Regions from separate parts of the Mus musculus genome. Here regions 2, 3, 4 and 5 are each linked to region 1. Evidence: chromatin loops called from intact Hi-C (ENCODE). Cell type or tissue: heart. All regions are shown on one strand. Links, peaks and the distances in the headings refer to the core of each region. The heading gives the core; the rest is flanking DNA. Region 1 holds the start of Atp8b5 (ATPase, class I, type 8B, member 5). Region 2 overlaps Atp8b5 (ATPase, class I, type 8B, member 5). Region 3 overlaps Sit1 (suppression inducing transmembrane adaptor 1). Region 4 overlaps Rusc2 (RUN and SH3 domain containing 2). Region 5 holds the start of Gm46850 (a long non-coding RNA gene).

Region 1 (6,041 bases), core at 1,215-5,214:
GGGGTCTTATCTGCCCAGAGTACTGCCAGCTTCCTACTCCTGTAAGCAGGGAGTGATGCTTAGAACACACACACACACACACACACACACACACACACACACAATCTTATATGTATAGACTTGAAGGCCAACTAAGGATCCAAAGATATTTTCTTGAGTAGTCCCTGAACAAAGCCAAAAATAATGGAAAATGGTCTAGAAAGAATTGTTCTCACCTATGGTCACAACCTTCCGGCTGTCGTCCTTGCAGAAAACATCTAGTCTTTGGCCTTCCTCTTTTCTTTGTGATCAGCTGCTGTTCCCCACGGATTGGCCAAGCATAAAGGAGGAGCTTGGACTATGATTCCTCTGTATGCATTGGATGGAGGGGACCTGAGGGCTTGCTGGAAGGTCAGAAACAAACCCTTTCAGCAGGTCAGATGAGCTTCCTGGACCCTTGCTCAGAAACGTGACTTGATCTTTGGATTTCCTGATAGTAGCCTGAAATTGCTAAGGACTCTACATTGTCCACAATGCGCCAGTCAACACACGAAACAAACCAAGCATCTTTGCTGTTTTTAATTATTATATGTGCCATTATTATGGGAAATTATAGGGTAGACTTTAATAAATTATCTTATAGCAGCTTTTGGAGTCTGGAATTCTGTGAATATGTGAAAACTATAAAAATGTCATGTTTAATCATAGCTTTTAGACTAATAACCCCTGGTTACACACCCTATCCCAACTCCAGTTATTGGCTAATGGTGGAACCTAAGTGTCCTGAATGACTACGGAACCCACAGTCACTAGGCTGAGACAACCAGTCTCATAAACAGTCTTGTTACCTAGAACATCAGCTTCCTACATAAGATGTAGAAGAGAAGGAGCTGACATGTGCCACAGAGAAGTAGTCCACGCTTCCTCCATCTAGGATCACTGAGGTGGATCACAGCCTGGGCTGTGAACGTGCATCTGCAGAGGAGAGATGCAGGACATAGAGTAGGGCTAAGGCTGCTATGGCAGCCCAGGTTAGGCTTTGCGTCCCAGTTCTTTTCAAGGCAGATGAGCTGTGGTAGTAAAACTAGGAAGGTAGAGAAAGGAAGGTTAAAATGAGGCCTCACAGAATCAGAAAAGACTTGACACAGAAAATACAGACCTCACATCTTTCTTCCTACCGTAGCCAGCACCTGCAACAGGAAACTGGATCCATTTCCATTGCTTCCTAAACAGATCCTTTCTAGTCAGTTGCCAAGTCATTTTAAAGCTGCTTCCTCCTCCCCCTCCCCTCCTAATTGTCCCCAGGGGCTGGGTTGGGTGGCTCACACTTTAAGACCAGCAGTTGGGAGACAAGCATTTGGATCTCTGTGAATCTGAGCCAGCTTGGTCCACATAGCAGTTCCAGGCTCCAGCTAAGAAAATGGAATGTCCCTGTGAACCTACTCTCTATTTTCTAGTCCACTAGTCTAGTTAAGGGGCTTGACTGGGTTCATTTTCTCTGCCAGTTAAAGAACTACAAGGCAGAGGGAGAAAAATCTCGACCATGACAGGTAGCTGTAGAGAAATTGCAAAAGGGCAGATTCAGCAGTCAGAAGAAAGCTTTTTATTAAAAGTGAGAAAATATTCCCATTCAGCAGGGACACAGAGAAAGACCCTCCTGCAAAGCAGAAGTCCAGCTTCTTGATGGCTAGGAACTTGTAAAGTGTGAAGGGGCTTCCTCTCCTAATTTGGGGTTGGTTGGCCCATAACTGTTGTGTAAATATGTCCTGATCTGGCCTTGAGCTTGCTGAGGCACTCCATCAGCAGGGGCTCCACTGACAGGAGGAGGTAAAAAAAAATCCCACAAGACAATATTATTATTATTATTATTATTATTATTATTATTATTATTATTATTATTATTTATTTCCAGACCTTTGTCTCAGGTCAAGAGGGTGAAGAAGCAGCCAGGCATCTTGGAAGTTCACAGTCTTTATTACTTAGTCATGGCCCCTCTCATATATTTGCCTATCAGGAACTCTAACTCCTAGTTCCTCGTAGTATTTTTTATTTCCCCTCCTCTGCATCACTGATAAACCCCAGCCTTTGTTCCTGCTCCCTCTCTCTTTTTAAAAAGTACTTTAAAGTTTTATTTACATTTATGTGAGTGTTTTGCCTGCATGTATGCATGCACCACCTGGGTGCCTGGTACCCACAGAGGTCAAAAGAAGGCATCTGATCCTGGCACTGGAGTTGTGGATGGTTGTGAAACACCATATGGATGTTCTCTGCAAGAACAAGTGCTTTTAACCACTAAGCCATCTCTCTGGGTCCGTCCTCTTTCCTCTTCAGTTAAAAGCCACTTGGTCTTGCGAAGATTATATGCCCCAGTACAGGGGAATGCCAGGGCCAGGAAGGGGGTGTGGGTGGGTTGGGGAGCAGGGCAAGGGGGTGGGGTTGGTATTGGGGACTTAGGGGATATCATTTGAAATGTAAATGAAGAAAATCTAATTTAAAAAAAAAAAGCTACTCAGTGGTCACAGTGGCTTCTAAGCTAAAACTTAAACCCCTCCAGGAGTGCCCTCCACATACCCATCACACATACCCATACACACAATTCCGCAGCTGAATTTGCCCTCAGTGCCATTTTACATTCTTGTGTCCATTCTTGTTAATTTCCAGTCACCCCTTCCACACTACCTTTCAGTCTGTCACCTCTGGGAAGCCATCTGGACCCCACCAACTCTGGGCAGCACGCCCCTTTGTTATTCTCCCCTCATTAGCATGCAGTTAGCCCCTGGAAGGATCTGAGGATTTCATCTCAGGACTTGGCCATCTCAGGGATTTAGGACTCAACTACTTCAAAGCCAGACTTTCCAGCTTCAGTATCTGCAGAAAGGGGCGTGGCGGGAGACGAGCTCGCGGCAGCGCGTGGGCGGGCGGGTCCAGCTCTGGGCGGAAGCTGTGGTTCTGTGGCACAAGCGCAGAAAGGTGCGTTAAGATGGAGGTTGCTGGAGTAGGAGGCTGTGAGGCGACGGTAAGTAGGGGGCGCCCGAGGAGAAGTTACGGTTTTCTTTCTGACAGCATTGCTTGGAGACCTTATGTTACTTGAACTACCGAGTGGTTATTCATCCTCCTACTTCTTTGAGAATTATTGTAATACTCACCAAGAGAACTCTGTCAGTACTCCTCAGATATACAGGTTTCCCTGGCACTCCCTGAGATGTCTATCCAGACATTTCCAAAGAGTCTTTATCCTCCCCCAGGTTGCTCCCACAGGGCACACATTTGTCCATTTATTCCGTAAAGCAGGTTAACCCTAAGTCTCCCAGCTGTGTCATATCCCTGGTAGCTAAGGAAATTTGCTCATTTCCCCAAGACTCTTAATATTCCTGGGCATTTGCTATCATTCTTTTCCTTTTAATGCCTACTTGGCAGGAAAAATTAAACTCTCTACCACGAACTTTCTAATGTGAATAAGTAGGTGTCTATCTATCTGAGGAACTGCCAAGGTAGACATTCTTTCTTTGCTTCGAAACAGGGTCTTGATGGATAGCCCTAACTGGCTTAAAACTCACTGCATAGACCAGACTGCCCTAGAACTTGTACTGATCCTCCTGCCTCTGCCTCCCTGCTGCTACGATCACAAGTATAAATTGTACTTGGTGTCCTTGAAGGCCATCAGATCCCTTGGGACCGTAGTTAGAGACAGATAGGAGCTGCCATGTGGATGCTGGGACCCCAATGCCACTGAGAGAGCAGTCTCTCTCCAGCCAGCCCCTTGATACAGTTTTAAACAAAAGAAAAGTAGGAAAATTTTCAGGTTAGAAGGTCTGAACTAGTGGATTTTTAAAGGATAGAATTACTCCCTTTAGCATGTTTTGACTGACCCCTGCATGGTCTTTCCAGACCCAAGAGCAAAAAGACAAAGCTGAAAAAGCAACATAAAATGGCAAAGATGTATTGAAGCTGGAATCAGAAGATATAAATGTGGGTCTCAGCTCTGATACATGCTGTTCACGAGTCTGGTCTTTAGTGTAACAGTTTGCTGGATTGTTATTTGGAGTGGTAATTCCTTCCATATCTAACTCAGACGGGTGAAGTGGACTCATATACATAAAAGAACTTTGAAAATATACATTTTCTCTATGTGAATAAAGAAGTATTATGCAGGAGCCTCTATGTTCTGAAAAAGTAACTTTTTTTTGTTTTTTGGTTTTTAGACAGGGTTTCTCTGTATAGCCAACTCAGAAATCTGCCTGCCTCTGCCTCCCTAGTGCTGGGACTAAAGGGGTGTGCCACCACGCCTGGCCTGAAAAAGTAACTTTTAAGGAATTTGTTTTGCTTAGTCCCAAGTTCAAGGAAAGTATATTTGTTGAGCAATTACTGTATATGTCAGGTATTCATCTAGGTCCAGGCCCTAGCATTGGATAAGAGACAACTCATAAATTTAGGGGTGGTCATCAGCATATTAATTACTTAAGTATCTAATGCAGACTCAACAGCATATTGAAGCAGTAGGAAGAATCTAAATTTAGAGTTACCTCTGCTGCTGTATAACTATGAAAAAGACTCTTCTATGTCAACCTGAATATCAGCATCGGTGTAAGAAAGAGTTAAGGTGACCTCAGATGTTCTTTTCAGTTGAACTTACCTAACGTAATGAGTTTATAGCCTTCCAAGAATGGCCATATTGAAAAAGCTGAACAGTCTGACTGTAAGAACAAGTAAGTACTAAAGTCACGCTAGGTTCAGCACAGCAGTAGTAAACAATAGAGTTGCCCTGTTTGATATAGAATGCTCAGAGACTTCACTGAAGATTAGGAAGTATGGAGACTTTGGAGTAGAAAAAAGGGCGTGGGCCCTTGCAGGTACTGGAACCTGAATGGAACTTCAAAGGAGCAAAGCATTTGTTTCTTATTATCCTCTTTAAGAAGATTTTCACATTTTAATTATGTGTATTGGTCTGTGTTTGGGTATGTGCACTTGAGTGCTAGTGCCTACTGAAGCCAGAGCTGGAGTTACATGCTGTTGGAAACTGCCTGATGTAGGTGCTGGGAAGCAAACTGCGGTCCTCTGCAAGAGCAGCACGTACTCTTAACCACTGAGCTGGTTCTTCAGACTCCATAGATTATTTTTCTAATGTAGCAGTCAGAGTCTTGGCAGAAAGATAGTTGATATGGTCACAAAGATTTGACTTAAAGGCCTGGTCAGCAATAAAAGAACTGTGAAGGAGTAAAGACAAGGGAGAGCAGCAGCAGTGAGTGGCGCCCCTAAGGCTGAAGGGGTAAAAGCAAGGGACTGTTCATACAGAGTCAAGCTAGGGCTAAGGCTCTGGGACAAGGGCCTTCCAGACCAGAGCTATGGTCTTAACTACTGCAGGGGCTGGAGAGATGGCTCAGCGGTTAAGAGCACTGACTGCTCTTCCCAAGGTCCTTAGTTCAATTCCCAGCAACCACATGGTGGCTCACAACCATCTGTAATGGGATCTCATGCCCCCTTCTGGTGTGTCTGAAGACAGCTACAGTGTACTCATATAAATAAAATAATTAAATCTTTAAAAAAGAAGGAAAGCAAGCAAGCAAGCAAGCTACTTCAGGAACTTGAACAAGGTGCAGAGAAATAAATGCCCTAATGTTTTCCATGTGCTCCAGTTGCCAGCTAGTACTCTTCATTGGTAAGCCCTAACAAGCAGTCTAGAGTCAAGACAGTATGGGGGATATAGTCCATAGAAGTCAGCTTCCCAGACCAGGGCAGGAGAGTTGGGGGAATGGGAGAGAAAACAGCAAACTTTTTCTCAGGGAACAAATAACCATCATGGATGCTTTCCAAATATTGTAGTGTTCCCTGTGTTGAAGTACTTTAAGATTCAATCTCAGCTCTCTGAGGATGCCGGTGCCTTTGTTGAAGGATGAGTGTGAAGATTCTGTGCTGTGGAATATGAAAGTACCCAGCATGTAGCCTGCATCCACCCTGGATGCCCACTTCATATTAGGACCTTTCTTACATGCCAGAGTTGCTCCTTGGCTAAAATACCTTCTCTAGCCAAGGTCTCAAAGTATAAATGCACTGACTGAATGAAG
Region 2 (6,041 bases), core at 770-4,769, 95 kb after region 1:
GACTGGAAATCAAGCAGGTCAGGAAGCAGGAGCTGATGCAGAAGCCATGGAGGGATGTTCTTTACTGGCTTGCTTCTCCTGGCTTGCTCAGCCTGCTCTCTTATAGAACCCAAGATTACCAGCCCAGAGATGGTCCCACCCACAAGGGGCCTTTCCCCCCTTGATCACTAATTGAGAAAATGGCTTACATTTGGATCTCATGGAGGCATTTCCTCAACTGAAGCTCCTTTCTCTGTGTGATAACTCCAGCTGTGTCAAGTTGACACAAAACTAGCCAGTACAGCAATTCAAGCTGTAATACAGAGAAGCACAGCTTCCAGCCACTAAAACAGGGATCAGCAAACAGGTCACATATGCCATGGACTGAACTCAGTGGGTCTCTCAACCCATGGGAGAATTCAGGGTCCCAGTTCTCAAGTGGGAAAGGAGTTGGCGGAAAAATGACAAACAGACGAGAACACAGAGAGAGTTCTATATCTGAATGTAATGTCTCAAAGCAAGCATCAGACTTATATTACAGAAGAAAACAAAGAAGTTAGGTGACACATCAGCCAAGGTACATTGAAGTTATCTGACACAAGACAGAGAAATGCATACATAAAGACTGGCAAGAACCAGGCAGTGTTTACAACTGAGATAAGATCAGCCCTATCTAAAATCAGCTCTTCACAGGAGCCAGGTGAAAGGGCTGATACGCCCAGGTGCAATACTAGTCTATCATTAAACCCACCGCCAGGGGTCCCTTAGTAAATACCTAATTATGTTATTCCTCTGGGCCTAGAGAAAAACATGCACAAGGGAAGTTCCATTACATGAACAGTTACATGAACAATACAATACTCTAGTTCCTCCTTAAACCACAACCCACCTTCTTTCTACTATTATGTAATGTAGGCTGCCATTCATGTCTGTAATGAGAATTCTAAGTTTACTATTTTGAACTAGCCCTGAGTTTTCTAGCTCTTATCCAGTAAAATACCGCAATAAAGCATACAAAACGCTCCACACTACAGCAGGGACAAATCTGGTCATGGGACACCAGAGACTCTCCAGGAGACCAGTTTCCGTGAAACTTTTTGCCTCAGGACTGCAGCCAAGCTTTTGGACTTGCCTCGCAGACTTCACTGGAGTGGGTGTGGCGCACATAGAAGCAGGTGGCGGGAAGGACTTGGGCATTGGGCCATGCTAAGAGGAAAGAAAACCACACAAGTAGAGATGAGATGTTAGTAGGTTCTGTAAAGTGATTTGTCAGAGGGATTAATGAATCTGTCACTGTATCGTCCTCTTAATGATGTCAGAGAACCAGCTTCTGCTGTACCCGTTTCTTAAGCCTCCTGGGATCATCTTTGGTCCAACAGGACAAACACTTAAGATTTGGAATTCCCTATGTGCACTGCCTTACATTGTTTAAGCCTGAAGTTAACATAACTGAGAAGCTATACAGGGAACAAAAGCATTTATGTTTTCTCTGATCTTTCAATGCCAGTGAATTCTCATTCACTCTATCTACAGTACTAATGTAGAATACTGTTGGTTTCAAGGTCTTAGGACAGTGATCTGCTTTTGACCCCCTCCTCAGGTAGACAAGCTCTGCTCTCTCAGCCAGGACCTGCATTCTCTTCCAGGCCTCCTTATGACCAAGGGTACTCCTGCAGCAGGGCTGCCTATGGCTAAGATACATCTGTGGCCAAGGAATAAACACAAACTCATCCAAGAAAGTTTCTTCTGTGGTCTTATTAGCACAGTTGCCTGTACATCTCAGCTGAGCAGTAAGATGTGGACAGACTGCAGTGTGCACTATCTAAATTGTCTGTTATCCAAGAGAGGGCGAGGGAAAAATGGGTTGTGTATTTGCAAAAAGCAGTAATGCCTTTCTATGTATTCTCACCTTATAGCAACTCCTCCTTAGTTTACTGTTCCCTCCACTTTCACACCATGGTCACCCCCTCTGTGTAAGGAGCACATTATCACCCAAATCTTAGAAGAAAGAAACCTAGAAGACTTGGTCTTTCCCTGAGTCGCATAACAAATTCTAGGCAAGCTATAGCTAAAACCTAGAACCTTCTTTCTGAAAACATTTTCAACCTTGTTTGGTTTTAACTTTAAGATATAGTCTCATTATATAGCCTCGGCTGGCCTGAAACTTAGGACCTGCCTCTCTCAGTCTCCCATACATGCATCCCTCACCTGACTTCCTTAGGACATTGCTTAGTACAAGAATGGTCCCATGGTACCAAGCAGGAAACCCTAGCTCACAGGCAGAGGGGCCCTATGGAATCAGGCTGCCAGTTCCTTATCTCAGCCTTACCCAGCTGAGACTTGGCACGCACGCATCTTCATCTTCCAGGATTTTGCCAGCGAAGGCCTTCGCACCCTCATGGTAGCTTACCGAGAGCTGGATAAGGCATATTTCCAGACATGGATTAAAAAGCATGGTGAAGCCTGGCTGACTTTAGAGAATCGAGAAAGGAAACTAGCTCTGGTCTATGAAGAAATCGAAAGAGACTTGATGGTGAGTCTGAAGAAGCTCGAGACAAACTGAGTGCAGGGATGGTGGGGATGGCACCCAGAGGCCTGAGGAGGGTAGGCAGGCTCAACAGAAAGCTCGGAACCTTTGTGCCTGGGAGACTAAGTACAGAAATTCAGACCGATTGGACATGCCCAGAACCATCTAAATCCATCCTGAACAATTGTTCTGACTGAAGTTTTTTTAAGTCCTTCTTACCCCCTAAAATCTGCTCAAAGAAACGACATAGTCCGAGGCTGGGAGTGAGCGCAGTTGAGAGAGTGCTGGCCCAGCACACAGGAGGCCCCGGGCTCCACCCTCAGCAGGGCCTGAAACTGGGTATGGGAGCCATGCACTGTAATTGCAGCCCTTGGGAGGGCGAGCCGGGAGGAGTGCGGCCTCAGGCTCATCCTCAGGTACATAGCAAGATCAAGACTCTGCCTCAAAATAGTGGGAGAAAGGAAATGAGGAGGAAGAGAGGGAGGGAGGGAAGGAGGAGTCAACCCAGAAGAGAAGATCTGAGTAATGTACAGGTTCAATAATTCAGAATGAATTACTCTCATAGACAGATTAGTTAAAGGGCTGCGTAGGATGGATCTGTCCTACATACCAATAGAGAAAATGAGCAAAAAGATATGTGTGTATATGTGTACACACACACACACACATATGTGTGTTACATCTTACATAAGGCAGCTAATCTGCATGGTGAGGAAGACATCTGAGAGAATCCTCGGGAAGATGTCAGGCCAAGCAGCTGTCCAGCTGTGTAGCTGTGCAAGCAAGCTCTTCGCGCGCTGTGGTGGCAATAGAACAGACCTGAGCAAGGGCAGGCTTAACCTGTTAGTTAAAGATCGGAGCAGCTGGGACAGGGTGAGTGAAAGGAGCAGAAAAAGAGCCCTGAGACAGGGAAGATGAGAGTCCTCAGGGGCCAGTGTGCTGACAAAGGGCAGGAAGCCACAGGAGGGTTCAAGCAGAGAAGACATCTTCTGCAGTCTCCACTCTGCACACTGCGCAGAGCAGCTACCAAGGAGAAGGGCACACAAGAGTGCAGCACTGTGTTCTCTTAAAGAGCATCAGTAGAATGTGCAGGTGGGTGGATTATGGGCATAAGAAAAAGAGAAGCCGGGCATGGTGGCGCGCGCCTTTAATCCCAGCACTCGGGAGGCAGAGGCAGGCGGATTTCTGAGTTCGAGGCCAACCTGGTCTACACAGTGAGTTCCAGGACAGCCAGGGCTACACAGAGAAACCCTGTCTCGAAAAACCAAAAAAAGAAAAAGAAAAAGAGAAGCTAAGAAGACCATAAAAGGAGGTGTGTGTGTGTGTGTGTGTGTGTGTGTGTGTGTGTGTTTTACAAGACTGATCAGGTAGCTCTACTGTAAAAAGATAAATTACTGACAGCAATAGTCAGTAGAGCTCTCCTTCCCGTCTGCCTTTCTGAGGACCTAGCAGGAATCACTTAGTAGCTTGTCCATCTCCCAGTCTCAGTTTAGCCGTGGGGCTCAGCCCCACTTCAGCTCCTTAGGAAGACTATAAACAGGCTCAGTGTTAGACCAACGTTCTTGTAACCCAGGGAGGTGGAAAGTTTCAGAAGTTTCAGATGGTCTCAAAAGGATCAAAACATAACACTTAAGGTCTTGTGGGGTTGAAGGGAACTGGAAATCTCTCCTCTAGAACTCACCACACTGGGCCCTGGGAAGAAGCTGTGGTACAGGGAGAGGCGAAGGGACCAAGACACAGATGGCTTGGTGTGGGCAGAGAGCTTCATATACAACTTAGGCAACACTCTTTCTCCAGCTTCTAATGCTGTGTTTCTAAATTTCAGTGTGTGGTTAAGGTACTGTGGGTATTGCTCAGCATAGTGGTGCACTCCTTGGGAGGCAGAGGCAGGTTGATCTCTGTGAGTTCAAGGTCATCCTTGTCTACAGAGTGAGTTCAGGACAGCCTATACATAGTGAGTTCAGGACAGCCAGATCTGCATTTTCAAGACCCTGTCTGAAACAAACAGCTGTGTGTGTCAAGGGCAGAGCATGCTACGTCTTTCCTCCTGGGTCCTCGTGCCAGGACAGGGAGCTCAGAGCACTGAGGGGCCCACACGGTCTCTAGTTGCTCTTAGTGTTGAAGCTCTCATCCCTGACCTCACTCACCGATTGTCTCCTGTCTGAAGTTACTAGGGGCCACAGCCATAGAAGACAAGCTTCAGAGAGGAGTACCTGAGACCATTGTCACCCTGAGCAAAGCCAAAATTAAAATATGGGTTCTGACTGGCGATAAGCAAGGTAAAGGTCAGCGCTATCCTAGAGAGCCCTCTTCCTGCCAGGTAGACATTTCCTTCCTTGCTGGCTTGACAGATGCCAGTAGCTCTGACCAAGGCCTACGCAGGTGCTACCTTCCTTTCCACTTTTGGACATAATTTGTCATTTGCTTTGTACAGTGGCTACTTTATAACATGGTCTTTAACAGCACCATTTCTGTTGTCCCCATGGCCTGTTCTTCCCGAATGCCACCTTCTCATCTGAAAATCCTGATTGCCGCCACCCTTGTTCAGCTACCATCCCCTCCTGTCTTCTCCCCCCTCTTACTGATTCGGTGTAGTCTACACCCACCAGCTTAACCCACACAACCATCAGCCTAGTCCTCCTCACATAGACTAATCTGTGTTACCCCTCTGCCCAGGACCCCATGGTGACTTCATGATGTAAACACCCTTTGGCCTTCAAGGACCTAGATACTCTGTTGCTTTATCTCCCTATTGTAATCATAATCTTCATCTGTCTCCCTAAACTAAATTCCTACTCCCAGGTTTGGGCTGTTTTTCTACTCAAAAACACCTTTGCTTCTCCTACACAGTCCTATGAATCCTTCAAGGACTTCCAGAGGAAATTTCTGGGAAAAAAAATTCTGGGACTTCTTTTCTGAATTCTCATCATATTTTTATCTAGTATTTGGATATTAATTTTTTTCTTTAGCATTAATTTATTCCAAATTCCAGATTTCTTAATATAAAGAAATGCTATAACTTGAGCATGTCTCTGTTCTCATAAAATGTAGAATAGAAATAGGAACTATAAAACCACACCCGCGGGCCGGCAAGATAACTCAGAGGGGGAGAGCGCCTGACTCCAATAAAAACCACATCCGCGGGCCAGCAAGATAACTCAGAGGGGGAGAGCGCCTGACTCCAAGACTGACCACCTGGCATCGCTGCCTGGGACCCACAGGGTAGAGGAAGAGAACAGACTCCTGCAAGTTGTCCTCTGACCTCCACACGTGTGCATGGCACACTCATACACACTCACAAAAAGGCTTTTTAGGGACGACTAAGCCTGAGCAACCCCTCTGCTTTTCATCAATAACTCCTAAGGCAAAGCCAAGTAGACAGTCTCCAGTTAATGTTTGACTACAGTTTACCCTGGTTCATGAAAAATCCCTGCATTTTAACTGTATCCAAGGCAAGCCTGGACAAGTGGCTCTGAGCCTGCTCTTCCTGCCCAGGTAACTTGCATGGTAAGTGCCAGTCAAAATGAGACCCATA
Region 3 (6,041 bases), core at 662-4,661, 210 kb after region 1:
GGCTCTGGTGACTTCCCAGAAACATCTGCCCCCTGGCTGACATGATACACCGTGTGTGTGTGTGTGTGTGTGTGTGTGTGTGTGTGTGTGTGTGTGTGCCACACATGCCAAAGAATCCACAAAGAAAGGAACTTGGAACTGTCGGCTTGTACTGGGTCAGGTGAGGTGACTAACCGGAGAGGTGTGGTTATGTTCTTTGGTTTAGGAACTAGAAAGGGAGTTGTCTTAGTTTGCTTGTTAAGTGCTTAGAATTTGTGCCAGAGCGTAAGCCTTAATGATAGAGATGAGAGAAGACAAATAAAAAAAGAGGGAAAAAGCCACACATAGTGGCACACGCCTTTAATCCCAGCACTTGAGAGAAAGAAGCAGGCGGATCTTTTAGTTTTTCTTTTTTTTTTTCGTTTTTTTTTTTTTCGTTTTTGGTTTTTCGAGACAGGGTTTCTCTGTGTAGCTCTGGCTGTCCTGGAACTCACTTTGTAGACCAGGCTGGCCTCGAACTCAGAAATCCGCCTGCCTCTGCCTCCCAAGAGCTGGGATTAAAGGCGTGCGCCACCACGCCCGGCTATGGATCTTTTAGTTTAAGGCCTGACTGGTCTACAAAGCAAGTTCCAGAACAGCCAGAACTATGCAGAGAAACATTGTGTTGAAAAACAATAACAAAATAAAAAAGGAAGAAAAGAAAGAAAGAAAGGAAGAAGAAGAAGGAAAAAGGAAGGAATGAAGGGAGGAAAGAGAGAAAGAAAGGAAAGGGAGGAAGGAAGAGAGAAAGGAAGGAAGGAAAGAGAAAGAAAGAAAGAAAGAAAGAAAGAAAGAAAGAAAGAAAGAAAGAAAGAAAGAGAGAGAGAGAGAGAGAGAGGGAGAGGGAGGGAGAAGGAGGGAGAAGGAGGGAGAAGGAGGGAGAAGGAGAGAGAGGAGAGAGAGAGAGAGGAGAGAGAGAGAGAGAGAGAGAGAGAGGCAGGCAATGAGCGTGGTTCAGTGGTATATCACTGATCAATTGCTTAGCATGAATGAGGTCCCTGGGTTTGGTTAGCACTGAGAGGATAGGGAGGGATAAAGAGAACACATAGAACACAGGCTTCAGAGATTGAAAGAAAAATAAAATTCAGAACACACGCCATTGGGGCTACACATAAAACAACAACAACCAACCAACCAACCAACCAACCAAACAAACAAACAGGAACTCAGTTATAAGCGATGTTTGCCCAACTCCAATAAGGCCCTGGGCTGGAGTCATGGGCAACGCCAAACCAGGGGACTACAATTCCCAGGATGCTATGGGCCAGGCCTCATCACGCCTGCGCAGAGGTGATGGCGCTGCCTCTTTACGTCTGGAGGGGGCACTGGAGCTTACTTAGTTCTGAAGGCTTTGAGTTCGTGCTGAGACCAGTCTGGGGTTCTAAATCAGCTTCCTGAGCCTTAGAGCATTCAGCCCTGGTTCCTGCTAGTGCCAGTGTGCTATTCCGATCAGCTCCTCTTCGAAGCCTAAACTCTCTCACGTCCTTCGGGTGCGGACTCTGAACCAGTTTCAGAAGCACAGCCCCACTCAAAAGCCCACATCCCGATGCTGTGGTTCCCTCCTTCCGGTGTCTGCCCCCAAACCATCCTTCCTCCCTCCCACACAATTGCCTGACCTTGATTGCGACCTAGGTGTCCCTTAGAGAGATCCAAGTTGGCATCCTCAACGGTACAGAGACCAGAAGCACCCCAGTACCATCCTTCTCACGGAAGGTTCCCTACTCTCTGGATGTCTTTGGGACTTTGCAAATGGAAAGGAGAAAAGTGTAGAAATGAAAACCTCTGCTTCCTCTTTCTTTTTCTGTTTGTTTTTGTTTTTTTGAGACATGGTTTCTCTGTATAGCCCTGGCTGTCCTGGAACTCACTTTGTAGACCAGGCAGGCCTAGAACTCAGAAATCCACCTGCCTCTGCCTTCCGAGTGCTGGGATTGCTGGGATTAAAGGCGTGCGCCACCATGCCCGGCTTGCTTTCTCTTTCTTATGTCCTTCAAACACCAAAAAGGTTGGTGGCGCTGGAGCTCAGGCTGAAGGCGATTTCTTCCCCCCTCCCCCCTCCGTTCTGCTATGGGATGCTGGAGCTAAGAAGGAGTTGGACTTTTTTCCAGAGTGGGGTGGATCACAGATGGGCTACAGAAAAGTTGGAGGATTGGTGCAAGGATTGGTTAAACAGAGCAGTGTGTTGCCACCGGGAGAGTTGGCGAAAGCTTGAACAGTATAGAACTGGGCTATATTCTGTGATGGGACCACAAAGATGGGTGTATAGTGGATGCCACTTTGTTTTAAAACCGAAATATTTCTAATCCATCACCTTGTCCCCATGCCTACTGAGACATTGTTCGATGTTTCTGACATCTTTGTAAGGGCCCTTCCGAGCTCCATCCTACAGGCCTCCAGCCCACACGGCGACCACTGGAGCTTATTCCTTGCTTCACTCCGTTTTTCACTCTTTTCCACCTCGCCAGAAGCAGGAAATCCAAGCTCCTTGGCACGACTGGCTTCTGTCAGGCCACCGGACTCATCTTGCTCCTTTCCTTTCTATCGCCTTTATCGCGGGGGTGGGGGGTAGGGGGGCAGCAACTCTATAGAAGCCTCCTCTCCTTTGCCTTGTGGTGCCCCCTGCTGGACTGTTTTCTACTCGGTACCTGTTGAGTCATTTTTATCTCTGAATTCCTCCACAGGACTCCATGTTTTCCTCATTTTAATAATCCCTAGCGTTATTGAACACTCTGTCTTAGTGATTTACATATGGTAATTAACTTAAACCACAAAACGAGATTTCTTTTTCTTTCTTCTTCTTCTTCTTCTTCTTCTTCTTCTTCTTTTTTTTTTTCTCGAGACAGGGTTTCTCTGTGTAGCCCTGGCTGTCCTGGAACTCTGTAGACCAGGCTGGCCTCGAACTCAGAAATCTGTCTGCTTCTACCTCCCGAGTGCTGGGATTAAAGGCGTGTGCCACCACGCCCTGCTCAAAAGGAGCTTTCTTATTTTTCTTTTTTTTTTTTTTTTTTTTTTTTTTCTTGTTAAAGAGCAAGGGTCTGGAGAGTTGGCTCAGTATTAAGAGCACTCGCTCTTGCAGAAGACTCTGCTTGGATCCCAGCACCCACAGAGTGGCTCACAACCAACTATAACTCCTGTTCCAGGAGAAGCAACTCCCTCTTCTGGCCTTTATGGGACTGCACATGCATACATGCAGGCAGGACACCCATAAACATAAAAATAAAGGTTAAATTGTTTAATAACTTTAGGGGCCTGTAAAGATGGCTCAGCAGTTAAGAGCACTGGGTTAATTCCTAGCATCCACATGGTGGTTCACAACCATCTGTAACTCTAGTCTCTTGGGACCCAACATCCTCTTCTGACCTCCCTGGATTCCAGGAACAAAAGTGGTGTACAGACAGACATGCAAAAAGCACACCATACACATGAATATTAATAAAAATAAGAAGACTTTTTAAAGGACTGAGAAGATAGCCCTGTGGGTAAAGTGCTCTGAGTGGGATCCCAGCACCCACATAAAGAGCAGGATACAATGGCAGGTATTTGTACCCCAGAATGGAGGACTCGGGGACCGGTGGATCTCTGGAGCTCTGTGGCCTGCCAGCCTAGACTACTCCAGTAGTGGTAGGACCCAGTAAGGGACCCTGCCTTTAAAACAAAAACAAAAACAAAAAGAAGCTGACTAAGTGGCTGGAGGCTTGGGGGAGGGTAAAGGCATTTGCAGACCCTTCTGAAAACCTGAGCTTAATACCCATACAGTAAAAGGAAAGAGCCAACTCCTGCCCCCTCCCCATCACCTTCCCCACAAACACCATTACTACTAATAACGTGATTTTTAAACATTTAAAATCCAAGAAGGTAGACAGTGCCTGACAAGGAATGTCCAGGGTTAGCCTCCAGGTTTCACATGTATGCACACACACGTGACATCTTACCCTTCCTCATAAGCACGTACACACACACACACACACACACACACACACACACACACACACTAATGAATGAGAAGAATATTTTCCCAATCACACAGACTCAGAAACTGAGGCCTGCTTACTAAGGACCACTCAGGCCGGCAATGAGTGGAAGGTGTAGACTTTGAACTCGGGCAATCTGGCTCCCACACCCACAGTGCTGATCTGTTGCTGACCTGCCTACAATTACTGCAGCTTTACAGTGCAGGAAGTGCAGGCTAGGAATAAAGCAGGCGGTGAGTGGCTGGCAAGGCCTGTTGGATAGAGGTTTTAAACATAAGTAGTGACAGCAAAGCTATGGCCAGGACTGGGGACAATTAAGAAGGTGGAATGGGGGCTGCAGGGATGGCTTAGCGGTTGAGCACTGACTGCTCTTCCAGAGGTCCTGAGTTCAAATCCCAGCAACTACATGGTGGCTCACAACCATCTGTAATGGGATCCGATGCCCTCTTCTGGTGTGTCTGAAGACAGCTACAGTGTACTCATGTAAATAAATGAAGAAGAAGAAGAAGAAGAAGAAGGAGAAGGAAAAGGAGAAGGAGAAAGAGAAGGAGAAAGAGAAGGAGAAGGAGAAGGAGAAGGAGAAGGAGAAGGAGAAGGAGAAGGAGAAGGAGAAGGAGAAGGAGGAGAAGGAGAAGAAGGAGAAAGAAGAAGCTGGAATGGACCACTATGGGCAGAACTCATGGGATGTGGGGGTATGGTTGTGTGTGGAAGCTGATGGAGGAGCTAGGCCAGATGGTAGGGGCACAGATACACAAGTAATGAATAGAGTAGTTGAGGACTGGTGAGTTTTCGACCCCAGTAGCAACGGGGTGGCTCTAAGCATGAGCATGAGTCCTGTGAATGTTCTAGAATCAGGAATAACACCTAGGTAGCAGGGCTCCAGTCCTTCATCCTCAGTATCTACCTCTTCAATCTTTCCCCAGCTAGGCGCCCCCAGAAATGCACGACACAATGCCAAAGCTCACCCCCACATATACATACACACCCTTTACAAGTCTGTTACAGGCCTGCAGCTTCTGGGTTAAAGACAAACTTTTTTTTTTTTTTTTTTTTTTGTGATGCTTTATTTGAAACCCAGGGGACGCCAGAGGCAACAGCATGAAGGCCATTCTCTGTCCCCAGCTTTCAGGTCAGAAACCAAACTTGGGACCCTAGGAGCCTTCCAGCTGTGGGCTCTCCCATGCATGATATCCACCCACATCCTCTCTGGCTTCTACCCACTTCTCCCTGCCCACTTCCTGTGTCTGAGGAGACAATGAGGTATCTGCGTAAGCTTAGAGAGGACATGGGGGAACCTGGCTAAACCCTAAATGGAGGGAAAGGTGTGAGCAACGAGTTTGGGGGCTTACAGGAGAACGTAGAAAAGGTAAGTGTGGAGATCTCTCTTTGCAACTCCTTCCTCAGGAAACCAGGAGGCTTCCGACTCTGAGATGTATGGACGCTGTCATGCAACTTAGGATGCTCCTGCCACTCAGCAAAGTCTCAATGCCCTGGAGGTGGTTAGAAACCAAACATGCCCTAGCCAGGACAGCAGGAGTCCCTGACCCAGTAGCTGAGCCATGGGTGCCCACAGTTCCAGGTCCTCCTCAGCTGGGTGCAGGCTGGCTGTTGGCATAGGCTTGATCTGGGAAGGAAGCCCGGCCTCTGCGGGTCTGGGCACACACGGAGGCATAAAGTTCCGGCTCAGGGCCTGGGGCCTGGGGCTTTGGCTCAGAGTCCAGCACCACCTCACAGTACTTGATGGGGTTTCCAGAGCTGGGGATCCGACCTTGAGCTGGTCGCAGCTGCAGGCTAGTGTAGCACATGGCCTCCTCCGCCCCCTGGAGATGCGAAGCTGTTAGTTGGTCTCTGCACCCTCGGGAATGGGCCCCATTTCCTTTCCTCCCCCTTTCTTCGGCCAGCTGACTCACCCTGGCAAGGCCTCCAGAGGATGGTGGGTCCTGCTCTTCTGACCTTGGTTCTTGAGACAGCCGACCTGGGACAAAGGCACAGCAATCTGATGAGCTCCTGATTGCCCCTGGTGTCTCCATTATCTCCATCTCCATCCCGTGTACT
Region 4 (6,041 bases), core at 1,148-5,147, 150 kb after region 1:
CCAGTTGTAGACATGCAGGGATTTGCAGGGCTTAACGCATCTCAGGGACATGCCCAGCAGGGAAGCCACACTGGATAGAAGTGGCATTTGCTCTCTGATCATTGATGGTGATCCTGCACTGAAGAGACTGAACAGGTTGACATGTGCCTCCAGAGGCTGAGGCAGGAGAGTTGCTTGAGGGCGGGCGGCCAGGGTGAGCAACAAAATGAGACCACTTATGTAAGAAAAAAGCAGAGCAGAACTGAACCTTGACCGTTCCAGTCCACCATGGACTCCTAAGCCAGCAGCCATGGTTGATTCTATTTCGAGTGATTACTTTGTAGCAGGGTCTGTGCTGAAGCAGTGCTGGAGAGAGAATCTGTCCTCCTGGGATTCTAAGCAAGGACAGAACAAAAGGGAAGCAAGAAACCATGCAAAGTAGCAGTGTAAGGTGCAAGTAGCCCAGAAGATTATCTCTGCTAGTCTGGCGTGTTAGGGGGGGACTCAACGGTTTACATTTAAGCCTGGAAGAAAGATAAGGGTTAGGTTTTGTAGACTCTCTTCTAAGAACATTCTAGGCTCTCCCGTGATGTACAAAGCCACGCAGGCGCAGAGTCTGGCGCTTTCCAGGAACTGCAGTAGACTAATTTAGCAGAGCCTTGCCGGTGGGGGTGAACCACCGAAGGATTTTGATCAGGAGAGTGGCTGTGTTGGTATTGTTTGGTTTGGTTTTCTGTGTGCTTAATGGCACATTTTGAGTTGCACTTTAGAAAGCTCCTTGGTGGGTTGGGTGGGAGGTGTGGAGAAGTGTCTTCCGACAGGAGAGCCTGCCTTGTAGAGTGGGAGGTCACGGGGTTAGGAGCAGTAGTGGGCCTCTGTGGGTTCTAAGCACACTGCCTTACTTATTCGGTGATCTCTCACCCAGACGGGGCTATAGAGTGAGACCCTGCCAGGGAGGGCGGGAGGGAGGAGGGGTAGTTAAAAGTGGTCATCCATGAAGAATGTGTGGAATTACAAAGTAAACAGGAATAGAACCAGGGGATGGATAGTGTGACTTAAGGGCTGAGCAAAGCAACCCTCAAGGTTGGAGATGAAGCTGGGCTTGTCGGGCTCACCTGTAATTCTAGCATTTAGGAAGCGAAGGCTGAAAATTCAATCCGAAGTTTAAGATGGGACCAGCGAGGTGGCCCGGCGGGTAGAGGCCCTTGTGGTCGCAGCTGGGTGACCTGAGTTCAATCCTTAGAATTTACATGAAAGGACAGGACCCACCCTGCACAGTTGTCCTCTGACTCCCACACCTGTACGTGCACACACACAATGATCATTAAAATACATATTTCAGCCAGGCTCGGTAGCACACACCTTTAATCCCAGCACTCATGAGGCAAAGAGGCCTGGTAGACTTTTGTGATTTTTGAGGACAGCTTGTTCTACATAGCAAGTTCCAGACCAGCCAGGTCTATATTGTCTCAAAATGTTTAAATATTTTAAAGGGGGTCTGGAGAGGTGGCTTGGTGATTAAAGCACCTTGCCAGGTATCACAGTCACCACCCTCGAAACTGCAGATGCCACCAATACCTGGTAGCTGTGCAGCCTACCCATAATTCCAGGCTCAGGAGACAGAGACGGATGCCCAGAGCATGCTACAAAGACTGACCAGATCCAAGAGCTCTGGGTCTGAGGTAGATGGGTGATCAAGGATGAGTCTCAGTATCAACTTGGGGGCCTCCACAAATACTCACATGCATGCAAACGTGTGTACACACACAGAGACACCACATATCCAAGATAATGGAACAAAAGAAAAGGAGAGGAAAGAGGAAGAGACAGAGGAGAGAGCCAGCAGCCACTGAAGTGTTTTCACTAGACTCAAAAATTTAAAGAGCTTTTGATATTTTTAAAAATGTAAGCATTTTTCTTGGGTCAGCGAGATGGTTCAGCCAGTAAAGGCGTTTGCCAATAGGCTCTTTGATCCTAGAGTCTAAATGGGGGAAGGAAAAAATTAACCCATGATTTCCGCATGCCTCTTCCCATACACACACACGAAATAAGGTTTACTTTTTTTTTTAAACTATTTTGAAGCAGGGTCTTATGAATCCCAGGTTATCGTCAAACTGTGTAGCCAAGGACGACCTTGAGGCCGCTGCCTCTGCCTCCTGCTGGGACTACAGGAATGAACCTCTGGGTACGCTCAGCCCTTCGGACTGACCGGGCTTAGTACTGCCTTACTGGGCAGGCTCTCTACCAGAAGCGCTTCCTCCCCAGTCCCAGTGGGACTTCTCCGTCAGGGCAGCCTCCAGTGACGCTGTCACCCTCTTTCCCCTGATCCTGTGCACTCTTTTTAAAGCCAACAAATGAGTTGACAGTTGGTTGAATTTATGGATAGCCAAGGAAGAACCAGTTTGGACAGGACTGGAAGAAGCTGAGGCTCCTCCTGAGAACCTGAGCAGCAGGGTCGGCGGTTGAGAAAAGGGATCTTGCCAAATCTTGATAGAGCAAAATTAATCAGACCGAGGCCAGAGTGAAATTCGATTTGTAAAGTGTCCTTGAGTTGATTTGGGGCGAATAACAGATTGCAAAATGTGCATCAACCATTCCCAAATCCATGCCCAGAGGTAGATTCCAGCGGGGGTGGGGGGTTGCTTCCTTCCTTTGAACACAGAGCACTGACTGGCTGCCCCTGGGACTCTGGATGCTACCTTGTAAGAAGGAACCCAGGAACTGGGGCTGCTTCCCAGGTACACAGCACATGTGATCTTTATTCTCTGAGCAACAACCACAGATAAATTCATTTTTTCAAGAAAATCAGATTTATATAAGGTGATTTGAGGCAGAGGAGACTAGACTGAATCAGAAGTAGAGAGTCGTTCATTTAACTGTTCGGTTCCTGAGATGCGCCCAGACCCTAGAGACACAGCGACTGAGAGGATTTGGTCCCGACTTTTCTGGAAATCCTGTGAAGAGTAACAGGCAGCAAACACGTTAGAAAATTCTTCCCGACACTTTACAAAAAGGAAATGAAACTGGGTGAGAGGGCTGAGCAGGAAGGGACTGATGAAATCTCAGGCAGATCACAGCAGGGACGAGGCCCCAGGGCGTTAGTGACTAGGTATGATTAAGGACTGAGTGGTGGAGGTGTGTTGAGCACATCAAGGAAGACAGGCTGTCCTCTGAGAACTGGGGATGTCAGGGAGCATGAGTGAACACTTCTCTATGAGCCTGTGTACGCATCCCTCATGACTCCATGACGTGAGTAAGAAAGATGGCCCAGCAAACCCAGCCTGACATCACTGTGTGTGTAATGTGATGTGGTCAAGAACTTTGGCCCCAGAAGCCGACTCTGGTTTGGGCAACATTCTGTGCTCTGCTATTTCCCAGCTGAGTGACCTTAACTTGAGACAACAACTTAACTTAAATTTCCCTGATCTGTGTGTAGCAAGGTGGCTCAGACTTGTAACAAAGCCAGCACTTAGAAGCTGTGGCAGGAGCAGTCTTAGCCACGCAGCAAGTTCAAAGTCACTCTGAACTACATGAGACTCTGTCTCAAAAAACAAACACAAATAAGTTTCTTGATCTGTGGAGAAATGAATTCCTCCTGCTTCTTGTTGAGCCACGCCCAGGGCTTTAGGCCCTAGAAGAGTGTGTGGCGCCACCTTGTGTTCATTTAGATAGCTGCAGCATGAACGGTGTTTTATTGAGATAACAGTTCATTAACAAATACCGTGGCACCCTGCATTGTTCTGGACCTCAGTTTAGTTCTGGGACCTGTGATTTAAGGAACACTGACCTGAAACGTGGCTGGGAAAAAAATCCCAAGAGTTGGAAAATATCCCTCTTCAAAGAGAGCAGAGGTAGATTTTGAAGTTCTTAGGAGGGGATCATGGGAGAGATCAGGATTGGGAGCACATACAGGGAGCCGGGCAGTGGTGGCGCACGCCTTTAATCCCAGCACTTGGAAGGCAGAGGCAGGTGGATTTCTAAGTTCGAGGCCAGCCTGGGCTACAAAGTGAGTTCCAGGACAGCCAGGGCTACACAGAGAAACCCTGTCTCAAAAAACAAAATGAAGTTTGGCCGATTTGGCTACAAGTAAATACTTACTTGTCTTACTGCTGAATTTGCTCAAAATCGGAGTGGAGTGTGTGAGTGGAGACAGGGTGGTGGATGGGTAGAGAGAACTTGAAGTCAGCGACATCTTGGCACTGACTCTGACAGAAATGGAAGGTATCAGGAAAACCCGCGCAGAGCCCGTAGATGAAAAGAGTGTAGAAGCTTCCGGCGACACGGTTTAGGAACAATGTTTCTAGCCAGGCTGTTTTCGTTTAAAACGAAAGCAAAGCCCTTTCCACAGCAGGATGGTCAAGGGGAGCTAGATGCTGTGGGCCTGGGAGCCATCTGTGTGAAAGTCTGAAACACAGCTACCTTTGCCAGGGAGCACTTGCTCAGTGAGGTGAGCACGGAGCCTCCAAACATGCCTTGACACCTGCAGAGTTGAGAAAGTGGAGAGGCAGAAGGCATTCCCGGTCATAAAAAGCGCAGGGCAGGCTTACAGGGAGGAGCAGCGTCCCCTCCGCAAAGGAGGAACCTGCCTGTCCCTGTTCAGGGCCTGTAGCCCAGGCTAGCCCATTATCCCCATTGGGTATCACCGATCCTTGTGATTCTTCCTCCCGCTTGGGTTTCAGTGTCTCTCTGATTCAGTCCTTCTCCATCGCTGTTGCTACAGGGGGTGGCACCGAAAGCCGACCCGTCCTTCGCTACAGCAAGGAACAGAGGCCGACCACCCTACCGATCCAGCCGTTCGTGTTCCAACATCACTTCCCCAAGCAGCTGGCCAAGGCCCGGGCCCTGCACAGCCTCTCCCAGCTCTACAGCCTCTCTATGCCCTGCAGCCGCGCACAGCAGCCCGCCCCGCTGGTTATCTCTACTGCTCAAGGCCCAGCCCCAGCTCCCTCAGGAGAGCCGCAGCCATTCACATCGCAGGCCTCTGGCAGAGGCGCCAGAAACGCTGGGCCTGAACCAGAGACCTCGCGGCCATCGCCCCTGGGAAGCTACTCCCCAGTCCGGAGTGCCGGCCCCTTTGGGTCTAGCACCGACTCCTCTGCCTCTACCTCCTGCTCCCCGCCTCCAGAGCAGGGCACAGCAGCCGACAGTGTATCACCATGGAGCCATACCTGCCCTCCTACTGTGCGCCCTGCCACATCCCAGCAGCCACCGAAGGAGGACCAGAAGATTCCGACCTTGGCTGAGTACAGGCTTCATGGCACAGGAAGTTTACCCCCTCTGGGCTCCTGGAGATCTGGCTTCACCCGGGCAGAGAGTCTGGTTCGAGGAGGTGGCGAGGGCAGCATGGCCAACAGGCCCAACAATGGTACGAGCTTCATTCCAAGCAAGCCTACATCTCTTTTGGGTGGGTTCTTAACGCTCTCAGTGGGGGTCACGTCCACAGTGGCTGGAGGTGATTGACATGTTGGCCTAGCCCTAGCATTTTACACGGCCGCCTGGTAGCCATGAAATACTGGCTCCTTCTAACTATTTTCTCTCTCCTGCTTCCACTTCCAGCCAACCACCTGTCCCCTCAGGCCCTCAAGTGGCGGGAATACAGGAGGAAGAACCCATTAGGGCCACCTGGTTTGTCAGGAAGCCTAGATCGAAGGCCACCGGAAGCTCGGCTGGCCCGCAGGAACCCCATCTTTGAGTTCCCTGGTTCTTTCGGCACAACCAGCCATCTGAATTGCCGGCTGAATGGTACGTGACCAAGGTCCCCTGGTTGTACTCAGAGCAAGCTGAGAAGGGCCTGGCCAAGAGCTTCTCGGGATTTCTTTTTTTCTTCTTTCTAGGTCAGATTTCAAAGCCACTGTCGCTGACCTGTCCTGACCTGCAGGACCCCTTCTCCTTAACCGAGAAGCCTCCCGCTGAGTTCTGTCTGTCTCCCGATGGCAACTCGGAGGCCATATCCATCGACATACTTCAGAAAAAAGGTACATGGCCACACCCAGCCTGGTCCAGGGATCCTGCCATCCGAGCCTGTGGTGCCGGGTACCATGCTAGGAACTCCTTCAGAAGAC
Region 5 (6,041 bases), core at 1,009-5,008, 110 kb after region 1:
ATATGATTAGGAAACACAAAATATGGACACACTATTTATCACTAGAAAGTCTTTTAGAAAGCAAGAAAAGATTAGCAATCTGCCCTGTGCCAGAGCAGGAAGTGTGATTGCTCTGTGCTCTCATGGATCTCCAGGGCAAAGCATTACCCAAAGACCATGCAAGACCACATGACAAAGGACACACTGTAGTGGTGAGTTTAGTTAACTACTCCGTGCTCACAATGGGTCACAAGTGTGCACCCACCCAAGAGCTATCTGGATTCTCGAATGAAAGACAAATGCACACACACACACACACACACACACACACACGCACGCACGCACACCAGTTAATTTTAATATGCCATGACTAGCTTACTGGCTGGGCATTTCTTTTTTTTTGTTTGTTTGTTTTTTGTTTCTTTTCGAGACAGGATTTCTCTGTATAGCCCTGGCTGTCCTGGAACTCACTTTGTAGACCAGGCTGGCCTCGAACTCAGAAATCCACCTGCCTCTGCCTCCCAAGTGGGGCATTTCTTTTTTTTCTTTCTTTTTTCCTTTCTTTCTTTTTTTTCCCCCATTCTCGATCAGGCTCTGTTCGCTCTGGCCCAAAGATTTATTATTATATGTAAGTACACTGTAGCTGTCTTCAGACACCCCAGAAGAGGGCATCAGATCTCATTACAAATGGTTGTGAGCCACCATGTGGTTGCTGGGAATTGAACTCAGGACCTCTGGAAGAGCTCTTAACCACTCTCCAGCCCCCGTGGCTGGGCCCTGCCTGTGCTCCTGAGATAACATCTTTCAGAATCATTATTTCACCTCTGCCACCCAAACACAATTGGGGACACTGGCGGGCCTTTAAGTCTGGTCTTTCTTCTTCCCTGTCATGGCGATCTCTCCTCCTCTCTCTAACCCAGACCCCTTGAGGAAAAGCTAAGTGTAGATACTTGCTGGAGTCTAAAAGCACTTTGTGACAGCATACATCAGGTAAGAATTTTCTTCTCCTCAGCTCCCTATTGTCCTGCTCAGTCTCTGGAGAGATGAGGGTTGGCCAACTGGGAGAAGAGAAAATTGGGTCAGCATAAGCATCCACTGAGCTCCACTGTGTCTTCCCACCAGCCATGAGCACCTGCAATCCAGCAGAGCTCAGGAACAAGGCAAAGCATGCTTTGTAAATTTTAAAAATTAAAGGGCTGGCTAAGTGGTAAGAGCGCTTGCTGCTCTTGCAAAGGACCTGAGTTTGATTCCCAGTACCCACATGGTGGCTCATGACATCTAACACCATTAGGCATGCACAGTAGCACAAGGACATACATATAAGTAAAACACTTATACATCACAATAATAAAAGAAATAAATATAAAAATTAATCCAGGCTGTGTTGTACACCCATAATACCAAGACTTAGGAAGCAAAGGCAGGAAGATGAGAAGTTAAAGGCCATTCTTAGCTGTATAATGAGTTCAAGAGCAATCTGAGGTATGTGCGGTCGACCCTCTCTCTAAAAACCAAACAGATCTCAGTTTCATTAAATCACCTTAATTACTAAAATGGAAGCTAAAGTGACAAACATCGATTGCTACCTAAAAATAACTAGAAATTTCATGGAATTCAGAGTCAAAGATATAGTCAGAGACGAATATCTTTTCAATTTTTTTTTTTTGAGATGGCGTCTACCAGCATAGCCCAGGCTGGCCTAGAACTTGTGATCCTTCTGCCTCAGTTGCTCAAGTACTGGAATTATAGGCATATGGTCCTACATTTAGTCATTAAATGGTTTTATAGTTATCCCTCCCTTCACAATTTCTGTTCTTTGAAGATTGTAGTTACACAGACACACATTCTCTTATAGCTTGCTAATTAGACCTATAGATTCGTATGTAGACCGTCCCACGGCTTTGCGGAAATCTCACTCTCTGTTCATCACATTCACCCACATACACAGCAAATGGGCATTGAGCACCATGATCCCGGTGCTGGCCGAGATGCCGCAGACATGGTGAAGGGAGAGACAGAAAGATTTCTGTCATCATAGAGCATGTCTGTAGTAGACAGCGACACGTAACCATCACCCAGTGTCCAGGTTCTGCTGTTGACAATGTAATGCCACCAGATAAGGACATTCCATTTGGTTTTTTAAAAAAGCTTGGTTTGAAATAAACATAGGAACACACACAATGTAAAAAAAAAAAGGGGGGGGGGGCTTCTTTGGCTTAACAGTTCCGGGCAAGGCCTGAAAGCCACATCTAGTAACAGCCTGTCTGTTACTAGAAGCCATAGCAGTACAAGCCAAGAGCCATGGAGTGTTCCAGGGACCTAACCAAACTAACTTCCATAGGTGATCCATTCTTGAGATAAATTATTAACCCATTAATTATTAAAATCCATTTATGAGGACAGAGTCCTAACCGTACAGGTCTCTCTCTTAATACCTTGTCATGGGGAATGATGAATTCGGGGGGTGGGGGCAAACCATTATTCAAAGTTTAGCAGATAGGTGCTACTCTGATTTTTTTCATTATTTTGCTGTATATGTTTTGCTGCATGTATGTCTGTGCACCACAAATGCACAGTGTCTGTGGAAGCCAGAGGAGGATCCCCTAGAACTAGAGTTCTAGGTAGTTGTGAGCAGCCATGTGGGTGCTAGGAACAAAACCAGATTCTGTGGACGAGCAGTCAGTCCTCTTAACCACTGAGCCACCTCTCCAGCCCCACAACTGCCACCCTTAATAGTAAAAGGCTATGGAATGACAAACTACCACTTTATATTTAGTGGTCCAAGAAGGGTGTCCTGAGAAAGTGACAGGATCTGATGGAGGTGAGGATGCTTGCCAAGCAAGTCTGGTGACTTGGTCCATTCAAACCCTGGAACCTTTATAAAGCTAGAAGGCAGAATGAACGCTGAAAGTTGTCTTTAACCATGTGCATGCCTATGCCATACAGAGAGAGAGAGAGAGAGAGAGAGAGAGAGAGAGAGAGAGAGAGACAGAGACAGAGACAGAGACAGAGAGAGACAGAGACAGAGACAGAGACAGAGACAGAGAGACAGAAGAGAGGGAGAGAGTTTTTCAAATCTATGGAATCGGTGGTGCATGCTTTGAATCCTAGCACTCAGGAAGCAGAGACAGGCAGATTTCGTAAATTCAAGACCAGCCTAACATAGCAAGTTCCAGGCCAGACAAGGCTACATAGTGAGACTTTGTCTCAAAAATAAATAAATAATAAATAAATAACATGGAAAGACTTTCTGTGCAGAATAATGTAATAACCCTAACATAGTTGTTAACACAGCTATATACATAACACAACAAAGGGCTGGGTAGTTAGACAGATGAGGTTGGAACAGTGGAGAGTTTTAAATCCCATTTGAAAAGATTTTGCTCAAGCTTCTCTCATAGAGAACAGGGTACAAAGGTGACATCAGGGAGACTATGAGGCAATTGAAGTGTTCTCTGTATGGTTCAATAATGACATGAACTAAGGTCATCACAGTGGCGGGGACATTGATAAAGGGTACATTTCCGTTTCTATAATTTTTGTTTTATGTATATGGGTGTTTCGTGTACATGTCTGTGCACCGTGTGCATGCCCGGTACCCATGGAGGCAGGAGGCGTTGGGTCCTCAGGAGGAGAACAAGAATTACAGAGGAATGGGTATGAGCTGCCCTGTTTGGTTGATGTTTCTGCAAGTGCTCCTCTTTTGCTGTTATTGTTTTGTTTTTGTGGGATGTTGTTGTTGTTGTTTGGGTTGTTTCCTTTTTTGGATGGGGAAGGAAAAGGAATGGATCTGAGAGAGATGTGGGGAGAGGGTCTGGAAAGAATGGAGGGAAGGTTGTGGTCAAATATAATGTATGAGAGAAGAATTTTAATGGAGGCCTCAATTCTTGAAACTACATAACCTCTTTTTTTTTAATTTCTTCTAAATTTTTATGTCTGGGCATTTTGCCTACACGTACATACGTATGTGCACCAAGTGCATTCAGAAAGCCCTGGATTCAATTCCAAGCACCCACGTGGTGGCCCACAACCCCTGCATGGGGGGGTCTGACGTCCTTTTCTGGCTTCTGCATGTCCAAGGAAGAGCTAACAACCCTCTCCATTTCACTCTCATGCAAAATCGTCACGACTTGACTTTGGGACAGGGGTTTGTGGCACAGTTTTTAATCCAAGCACTGGAGAGGCAGGCAGGTCTCTGAGGCCAGCCTCGTCACTTACTGAGTTCCAGGCCAGTCAGAGCTACATAGTAAGATCTTGCCTCAGAAAACAGAAAGCAAGACAGCATTTCATTGTCTCTTCGTCCTTTACAGGTAAGCCTGGAGTCATTATGGGATGGTCTCCATCATCCATGCCAGCCCAGCGGTCCCTTCCAGGGCTTCACCAGTTCTCACCCCTCAAAGCTGCCCCGCTGTCTTCCCACATATGCTGGCTCCTTCTACAGCTGTTTTTGCTTTTTGCTTGCTTGCTTTTTGAGACAGGGTTATGTCTGTAGCCTCTTCTGGCTGGTACCCACCACATAGAACAGGCTTACCGGTAGATGTAGTCTCTCTCTCCCTCTGTCTTCCTCCCTCTTCCCCCACCACGTTACTCAGATATAGACCAGATTAAAAGTAAATAAAGGCAGGTTTATTAGGAGGCAGCTCTCAGGTGGGCTCACCGATCTCACGGTGGAGGTCTGTGAAGTCACACATCCAGGCTCAAGCAAGGGGGATTTTAAAGAGTTTAGGCGAGGAATGAGGACGTGCCAGCTAGGAGCTGGGATGGTGTCCATACACAGTCAAAAACTGAGCCCCTGGGTGGGCACTCTGGGTAGGCTGCCGGAAACAGGGAGATGTGCTTACATATTAGCCCGGAGTTTTCTCTAAGTAGAGGGAGGGCGGTTTGAGGGGAGGGGGCGGTGGTGCCCAGTTTATGTAGATGAGCAGAGGTGCCAGCCTAACACCTACCTCAAACTCACAGAGATCCGTCTGCCCCTGTGGAATTAAAGGCATGTGACACCGTGCCCAACAAACTTTTACCTCTCACTCATTCTTTAAAACTCATTTCCCATCACTTCTGTGACTGCGAGGCAGTGTGACTTTAACCTGCCTCTTTGGCTGGCCTATCAAGGCTGTGATTCCTAAAGAACAGGGTTGGGAGGCACTGGTAGCCTTCATTTACCCAGCACCGCACGCGCTGCCCTCCTAGGCAGCAGGAGTATGGGTGCCAGATTTCACCCTGACTGTGCATGGGGTATTGAAAATACCAACGCCCGAGAGCCATCCTGCCCACACCACACCCCAGTGGCTGAGTCCACTGGTCTCAAGGGAAGCCAGGCTTTCGCGTTCTGTCCTTGTTCTTCTGGGGTTTTGTTTTCTTAACATTTTTTTTTTCCCAATTCTTCACGGTGTTCTCCTGGAATCCACAGTGAGGCTCGCTGCCTCGGGCGAAGCTGGGGGCCACACGCACCTGCTCCGGAGGCTCCCCTGGTCTGCGCACCCGGCTCCTCCAGCTCAAGCGCAGGGCGGCGCCGCACTCCGCCCGCTGGCTCCTGGCAAAGCTGTGCGCGTGACTCGCGCTGTGCGCAGCGCCGCAGCCGGGAAGGTGGGCGCGCCCGCGGGCTTGGCGGGCCGAACCAACGCGCCTCGCGGAGGGGCCGCGCGAGGGCTGCCCAGAGCGGACCATCGGCACCACGCCTGCAGGGGGCGCCGGGCGTTACCAACGCGCGGAGCCGAGGGGAGCGGAGGGGAGAGCCGGCGTGGGCTGCCGCGCGACCCCTGGAGGCGCCGGGAGGCGCGAGACAACGCTGCCCGCGCGGAGAGACGCGGCCGAGGCGAGAAGCAAGGTAGGCGCGCCTCTCCCGAGGCTACCAGGGCCCTGGACACCCACTGCCTCCACATTGCCAGGGGTCCCTCGGGACGGGGCCTCGGCCTGCCAACCCACCCTGCCCTTCACCAGGCGTCCTGCCTGCCCGCCCCGCCCTCGCGCCTCCCCTCTACAACTCTGGTCCCTGACTCTGCTGCAGACCCTGCTGTTCGGAGGTCCAAGGAACCCTCCAGAAACCCTGCACCAGCCAGCCCTTT

What was found. Peaks named below come from ENCODE experiments on the same cell type or tissue, not always from the same donor. Only the 100,000 strongest peaks of a DNase experiment are listed, where the experiment ranks them.
Region 2: a loop joins it to region 1, with 2.2 times the contacts of the local background. A loop is called at or near these places in 2 of 42 quality-filtered maps.
Region 3: a loop joins it to region 1, with 3 times the contacts of the local background. A loop is called at or near these places in 3 of 42 quality-filtered maps.
Region 4: a loop joins it to region 1, with 9 times the contacts of the local background. A loop is called at or near these places in 22 of 42 quality-filtered maps.
Region 5: it touches region 1 in a loop (4-fold over the local background); 11 of 42 quality-filtered maps call a loop at or near these places.

What each region holds. Positions count from the first base shown.
Region 1 is chr4:43,264,248-43,270,288 of GRCm38, forward strand. Atp8b5 (ATPase, class I, type 8B, member 5) reads left to right here and starts at 2,912. Exons shown (of 29, transcript NM_177195.3): 1 at 2,912-2,995. Unc13b (unc-13 homolog B) reads left to right here. Exons shown (of 40, transcript NM_001384106.1): 40 at 1-626. In heart, for the core only: a CTCF peak has its summit at 3,001; a DNase peak (open chromatin) is centred at 2,914; H3K4me3 peaks cover 775 bases; H3K27ac peaks cover 904 bases.
Region 2 is chr4:43,359,436-43,365,476 of GRCm38, forward strand. Atp8b5 (ATPase, class I, type 8B, member 5) reads left to right here. Exons shown (of 29, transcript NM_177195.3): 19 at 2,348-2,512; 20 at 4,674-4,785. Gm46850 (a long non-coding RNA gene) reads right to left here. Exons shown (of 3, transcript XR_001784271.2): 3 at 920-1,185. Among named protein-coding and RNA genes, the nearest start is that of Gm46850, 20 kb to the right of the region's middle. In heart, for the core only: no CTCF peak of the experiment used is centred there; no DNase peak of the experiment used is centred there.
Region 3 is chr4:43,477,043-43,483,083 of GRCm38, forward strand. It overlaps Sit1 (suppression inducing transmembrane adaptor 1), which reads right to left. Exons shown (of 5, transcript NM_019436.3): 4 at 5,897-5,961; 5 at 5,041-5,806. The coding sequence ends at 5,573. Among named protein-coding and RNA genes, the nearest start is that of Sit1, 3.6 kb to the right of the region's middle. In heart, for the core only: CTCF peaks have their summits at 1,333 and 2,640 (motif pointing left); DNase peaks (open chromatin) are centred at 1,309 and 2,009; H3K4me3 peaks cover 994 bases; H3K27ac peaks cover 1,423 bases.
Region 4 is chr4:43,416,906-43,422,946 of GRCm38, forward strand. Rusc2 (RUN and SH3 domain containing 2) reads left to right here. Exons shown (of 12, transcript NM_199057.3): 3 at 4,700-5,344; 4 at 5,536-5,721; 5 at 5,814-5,954. Among named protein-coding and RNA genes, the nearest start is that of Fam166b, 9.2 kb to the right of the region's middle. In heart, for the core only: CTCF peaks have their summits at 2,150 and 3,636 (motif pointing left); DNase peaks (open chromatin) are centred at 2,216, 3,226, 3,636 and 5,136; H3K27ac peaks cover 52 bases; H3K27me3 peaks cover 154 bases.
Region 5 is chr4:43,376,397-43,382,437 of GRCm38, forward strand. It overlaps Gm46850 (a long non-coding RNA gene), which reads right to left and starts at 5,587. Exons shown (of 3, transcript XR_001784271.2): 1 at 5,428-5,587. It also overlaps a transcript of Rusc2 not described here. In heart, for the core only: no CTCF peak of the experiment used is centred there; a DNase peak (open chromatin) is centred at 4,765; H3K4me3 peaks cover 411 bases; H3K27me3 peaks cover 938 bases.